Linked DNA regions of Homo sapiens: region 2 is linked to region 1. A link is a loop called in an ENCODE intact Hi-C map of the cell type or tissue named here. Cell type or tissue: psoas muscle. All regions are shown on one strand. Links, peaks and the distances in the headings refer to the core of each region. The heading gives the core; the rest is flanking DNA. Region 1 overlaps LOC124904620 (a long non-coding RNA gene). Region 2 overlaps MYDGF (myeloid derived growth factor).

Evidence for each region. Peaks named below come from ENCODE experiments on the same cell type or tissue, not always from the same donor. Only the 100,000 strongest peaks of a DNase experiment are listed, where the experiment ranks them.
Region 2: it touches region 1 in a loop (2.8-fold over the local background); 10 of 110 quality-filtered maps call a loop at or near these places.

Annotation. Positions count from the first base shown.
Region 1 is chr19:4,784,163-4,786,963 of GRCh38, reverse strand. It overlaps LOC124904620 (a long non-coding RNA gene), which reads left to right. Exons shown (of 2, transcript XR_007067103.1): 2 at 1,437-1,899. Among named protein-coding and RNA genes, the nearest start is that of FEM1A, 6.2 kb to the left of the region's middle. In psoas muscle, for the core only: no CTCF peak of the experiment used is centred there; a DNase peak (open chromatin) is centred at 1,633; H3K4me3 peaks cover 1,052 bases; H3K27ac peaks cover 489 bases.
Region 2 is chr19:4,659,276-4,662,076 of GRCh38, reverse strand. MYDGF (myeloid derived growth factor) reads left to right here. Exons shown (of 6, transcript NM_019107.4): 4 at 1,327-1,408; 5 at 2,074-2,146. Among named protein-coding and RNA genes, the nearest start is that of MYDGF, 9.7 kb to the left of the region's middle. RefSeq lists enhancers at 1-607, 909-1,408. In psoas muscle, for the core only: a CTCF peak has its summit at 1,502 (motif pointing right); a DNase peak (open chromatin) is centred at 1,477.

The DNA of each region.
Region 1 (2,801 bases), core at 79-2,578:
CTCTTGACCTTGTGATCCACCCGCCTCAGCCTCCCGAAGTGCTGGGATTACAGGTGTGAGCCACCGCGCCCAGCCCCCATACCCTGTTCTATGGCTCCTTGGTGGTAGCTGGAAATCATTCTTGGCTTGAATATTTACACCACAGGAAATGGGCAAATGCTAAAAATCAGCAAACCTCCTGCCTCCAACCTCCTCCCTCCAACCTCCTCCCTCCCTCCAAGCTCCTCCCTCCAACCTCCTGCCTCCAATCTCCTCCCTCCCTCCAACCTCCTCCCTCCAACCTCCTCCCTCCCTCCAACCTCGTCCCTCCCTCCAACCTCCTCCCTCCCTCCAACCTCCTCCCTCCAACCTCCTCCCTCCAACCTCCTCCCTCCCTCCAACCTCCTCCCTCCCTCCAACCTACTCCCTCCCTCCAACCTCCTCCCTCCAACCTCCTCCCTCCAACCTCCTCTCTCCCTCCAACCTCCTCCCTCTAACCTCCTCCCTCCAACCTCCTCCCTCCTTCCAACTCCCTGGGAAGTTGCAGTGAGCCAAGATCATGCCACTGAACTCCAGCCTGGGCGACAGAGAGACTCCGTCTCAACAAAACAAAACAAAACAAAACAAACAAACAAAACAGAATTTACCCCTCCAGAGTGTGCAGATGTTGGTGTATACTGACTCACAAGAGCTGATCGTTATATTTTCAGGATTTTTTTTTCCTACCAGTTGTTAATCATGGCCAATATTGAAAATTAAGACTGAGCACTGTGGCTCACACCTATAATCCCACTATTTTGGGAGGCCGAGGTGGAACGACGATCCTTTCAGCCTATTTTTCCCCCCGTAGCATACATCACTTTCCAACCTACCCTGCTGTATAATTAACAAATTTAGAATGTTTGTTCAGGGACTCTTCTCTGTCGTGTTCACTGCTGCATTCCTGTTTCTAGAACAGAGTAGGTGCTCAATAAATATCCGTGGAAGCTGGGCGCGGTGGCTCACGTCTGTAATCCCAGCAATTTGGGAGGCTGAAATGGGCGGATCACCTGAGGTCAGGAGTTCGAGACCAGCCTGACCAACATGGAGAAACCTCGTCTCTACTAAAAATACAAAAATTAACCAGGCGTGACAGCGCATGCCTGTAATCCCAGCTACTCGGGAGGCTGAGGCACAAGAATCGCTTGAACCCGGGAGGGAGAGGTTGTGGTGGGCCGAGATCGCGCCATTGCACTCCAGTCTGGGCAACAGGAGCAAAACTCCATTTCAAATAATAACAATAATAATAATAATAATAATAATAATAATAAATATCTGTGGAATGAATAAAGTCATCACCCCAGGAAGCACATTGTAACCACAGCACCACTCTGACTACTATTCTGTGGGGCGGGCACCTTCTGGAGGTCTCCACTGCTTTATTTTCTTTCATCTGATTTTTAATTTTTTTCCTGCAGCCCCGCCGGTTTCCAAGGATGCAACTATGAAGAGACACAGTGGGGGCTACGATTGGGTCGTGACTGTGGCCCACGCCAGGCGAGCGTCCCCGCCCCAGCCCCTCTGCCATCTGCGTGCCTGTTCTCCCGCTACCTGCCCCCGCGCCAGGATCCAGGCTTGCAAACGTCCCCATGCCATGCGCAGGCACATCTCGGGCGGCCAGCCAGGCACACGCTGCGGGGTGTCATTAGCTGCAGTGCCGCCTAAACGCGGCGGCCCGTGCAGAACCACGGCCAGGCCACCTGCACGGGCCAGGGAGGTGATGGGGACAGCGAGAGACATGCCAAACCCCACTGGGGGGTTGGGAGGGGAGGCGCTTTCATCCTAAGGTGACTTCCGTTTTTTTTTCTAATAAAAAAATATTTTAAACATGGGGATAAATAGAGAAAAAGACAAAATAGACCCCATCATAGCAATGCCAAAGATGAGACAGATTTATTTATTCCATAAATATCTACTGAGAGGATATTGCGTGTCTGCACCGATTCCGGAGCTGAGCTAGACCAGGGAGCAAAATAAAACAAAACGGACCCTTAAAAAAACATTTAAGGCTGCGCGCGGTGGCTCACGCCTGTAATCGCAGCACTTTGGCAGGCCGAGGCGGGCGGATCACGAGGTCAGGAGATCGAGACCATCCTGGCTAACACGGTGAAACTTCATCTCTACTAAAAATACAAAAAAAGAAATAGCCGGGCGCGGTGGCGGGCGCCTGTAGTCCCGGCTGCTCCGGAGGCTGAGGCAGGAGAATGTCATGAACCCGGGAGGCGGAGCTTGCAGTGAGCCGAGACTGTGCCACTGCACTCCAGCCTGGGCAACGGAGCGAGACTCCGTCTCAAAACAAAAAAACAAAAAAAAATTTTTTTAATTTCAATAGCTTTTGGGGTACAAGTTGTTTTTGGTTACATGGATGATTGGTAGTGGTGAAGCCTGGGATTTTAGCGCAGCCGTCACTCAGGTAGAGTACATTGTACCCAATGCGTAGTTTTCTCGTTTTGCTTTTTTCTTTTCTTTTCTTTTCTTTTCTTTCTTTTTTTTTTTTCTTAAGACAGAGTCTTGCTCTGTTGCCCAGGCTGGAGGGCCGTGGCAAGATCTCGGCTCACTGCAACCCCCAGCTGCTGGGGTCAAGTGATTCTCCTGCCTCAGCCTCCCAAGTAGCTGGGATTACAGGCGCCTGCCACCATGCCTGGCTAATTTTTGTATTTTTAGTAGAGACAGGATTTCACCATGTTGGCCAGGCTGGTCTCAAACTCCTGACCTCAGGTGATCCACCTGCCTCGGCCTCCCAAAGTGCTGGGATTACAAGTGTGAACCACAGCGTCTGGCCC
Region 2 (2,801 bases), core at 209-2,708, 130 kb after region 1:
CCCAGGAGGCATCAGGAGGGTCATTGAGAGGAGATAGGCCCCATCAGCCCAGAGAGACCCTGCAGAGGCCGCCCTGTAGTCTTGGGGAAGCCCACGGTCGCCATCGTCTGTCTGCAGGCCACTGCCCTGCATGGACCCCTGAGTGCCAGCTCCCCAGAGGGCATCTGGGCAGGTGCAGGTCTGGAGCAGTTGGGATGGTGGCTGGGCTCACCTTGAGCCTGAATCCTCCTGTCCAACCCCCACAAAAGCTCCCCAGGGGCATGCTCAGCCCCGGAGACCTGCCACCCCAGGCCTCCTCATCTCAGACAGTGACTGGACCCTCCCTGACCAGGGCTGTTGGCAGTGCTAGGGCTTAAAGAAGAATCTAGGGCTCCCTGGATACCCCCGCCCCACCCATGCACATAGAACCCCAGCCAGGGCTTCCACAGAAATGGCCCCCCTGCTGCCCCTCCATCCCCATCACACTCTCTTCACACCAGAGATGCCATCATCCCCTGCTGTCACCTTCCGACACCTTCTGCCACTCCAGTTCCTTAGAAGCCTCCGTTAGCAGCCTTCTAGAGACCTGGGCAGATGATCCTCCCCACTTCTTAAGTTAACTCCTGTACTTCCTAGTCAATGCCCTCTGAGAAGCCTTTACTGGCCTCTCATTGCCCAGCCCCAGCCCCCGTCGTAGTACCTGGATTGCTGTCAGCAACCAAGAAGCCATGTGCAGTGAATGGACATGGGGTCCTGTCCCAGAGCAGCTCCCAGCCCACAGGGGAGAGAGGCGTGTCTATGAATGAGCTGGAAGAACATTCTGGCACAAAGGGGCCAGGCACAGTGGCTCACACCTCTAATCACAGCCCTCTGGGAGGCTGAGGCGAGTGGATCACTTGAGGTCAGGGGTTCAGGCCAGGCTGGCCAACATGGTGAAACCATGTTTTTACTAAAAATACCAAAATTAGTCAGATGTGGTCGCGGGTGCCTGTACTCCCAGCTACAAGGGAGGCTAAGGCAGGAGAATCACTTAAACCCAGGAGGCAGAGGCTGCAGTGAGTGAGATTGTGCCATTGCCATCCAGCCTGGGCAACAGAGTGAGACTCGTCTCCAAAAAAAAAAAAAAAAAAAAATTCTGGCACAAAAGAAAGAGGGTCTGCTGTTGAGAGGGCCCCATCCATCCTTCCCAGTCAGCAGGTGCTCGTGCTCGGGAATGGCGTCCATGTTGAGAAGCAGGCACGAGACCTGCTGACCCCAGCCCGAGTCCCTGGCGGGGCTCCTTCCAGGGCACACAGACCCAGACCCAGCAGGCCTGGCCTGACTCCCTCGCCCCCTCTTCCTCTGCAGGCCCCAGGGGAAGTCCTATCTGTACTTCACACAGTTCAAGGCAGAGGTGCGGGGCGCTGAGATTGAGTACGCCATGGCCTACGTGAGTATCTTGGAGTGGGGCAGGCTCCGGGTGTGGCTTCTGTGCACTGGGGCAGCTGTGAGATGTCCTGCCACAAGAGGGCTCCATGGGGACAGGGAGGAGAGGGGACAGCGAATCCTGCAGAGGTAGGGTGTGTAACTTGCAGGAACCTGGCACACAGACGCCCCCAGGCCAGGGGCACGGGGGTTTGGTAACCTGTTGCTGCTGGCTTCTCTTGTATATGCCAGAAAAGACTTCTCCAGGCCAGGCGCGGCGGTTCACGCCAGTAATCCCAGCAATTTGGGAGGCTGAGGCAGGAGGATTGCTGGAGGCCAGGAATTTGATTCCAGCCTAGGCAACATAGCAAGACCCTATATCTACCAAAAGTAAAAAAAAAATAGCCAGGCGTGTTGGCATGCACCCATAGTCCCACCTACTCAGGAGGCCGCAGCAGGAGGATCACTTGAGTCCAGGACTTTGAAGCTGCAGTGAGCTATGATTGCACTGCTGCATTCCAGCCTGGACAGTAGAGTGAGGTCCTGGCTCAAAAACAAAAAAGTCTCCTCTCCATCTCTAGTAAAAGTAGAAAGCTTTAGTCTGTGCTTCTCTGGAAAGCAAACTCAATCGTTTTCCTAATGATGAGCATTGAACTGGCCCTGGTAAAGTTTCCACTCATTCTTTTTCAGTCTAAAGCCGCATTTGAAAGGGAAAGTGATGTCCCTCTGAAAACTGAGGAATTTGAAGTGACCAAAACAGCAGGTACGGAAAGATGGGGATGGGGTAGAGGTGACGCCACCCCCATCCAAGGGTGGGCAATCGGGGCAGTTTGGAGAGGGGGGTCAGCCATAGGGGTCCTGGAGACTGTAGACCAGGCATCCACAAACTGATTCTATAAAGGCCACCTCGTCAATATCTTCAGCTTTGTGGCACTGTGGGTTCTGTCTAGAGCTGTGCCATTGTGGCACAAAGCTGCTGCAGACAGTATGTCCATGCGTGGGTGTGGCTGTGTGCCACTAGAACTTTATCTTAGCTGGGCGCGGTGGCTCATGCCTGTTACCGCAGCTGCTCAGGAGGCTAAGGTGGGAGGATCATTGGAGCCCAGGAGGTCAAGACCAGCCTGGGCAACATAGCGAGACCCTGTCTCTACAAAATTTTTTTAAAAATCAGGCTGGGTGCGGTGGCTCACGCCTGTAATCCCAGCACTTTGGGAGGACGAGGCGGGCGGAACACTTGAGGTCAGGAGTTCCAGACCAGCTGGCCAACATAATGAAACCCCATCTCTACTAAAAATGCAAAAAATTAGCCAGGCGTGGTGGTGCGCACCTGTAATCCCAGCTATTCAGGAGAATTGCTGGAACCTGGGAGGTGGAGGTTGCAGTGAGCTGAGATCATGCCACTGCACTCTAGCCTGGAA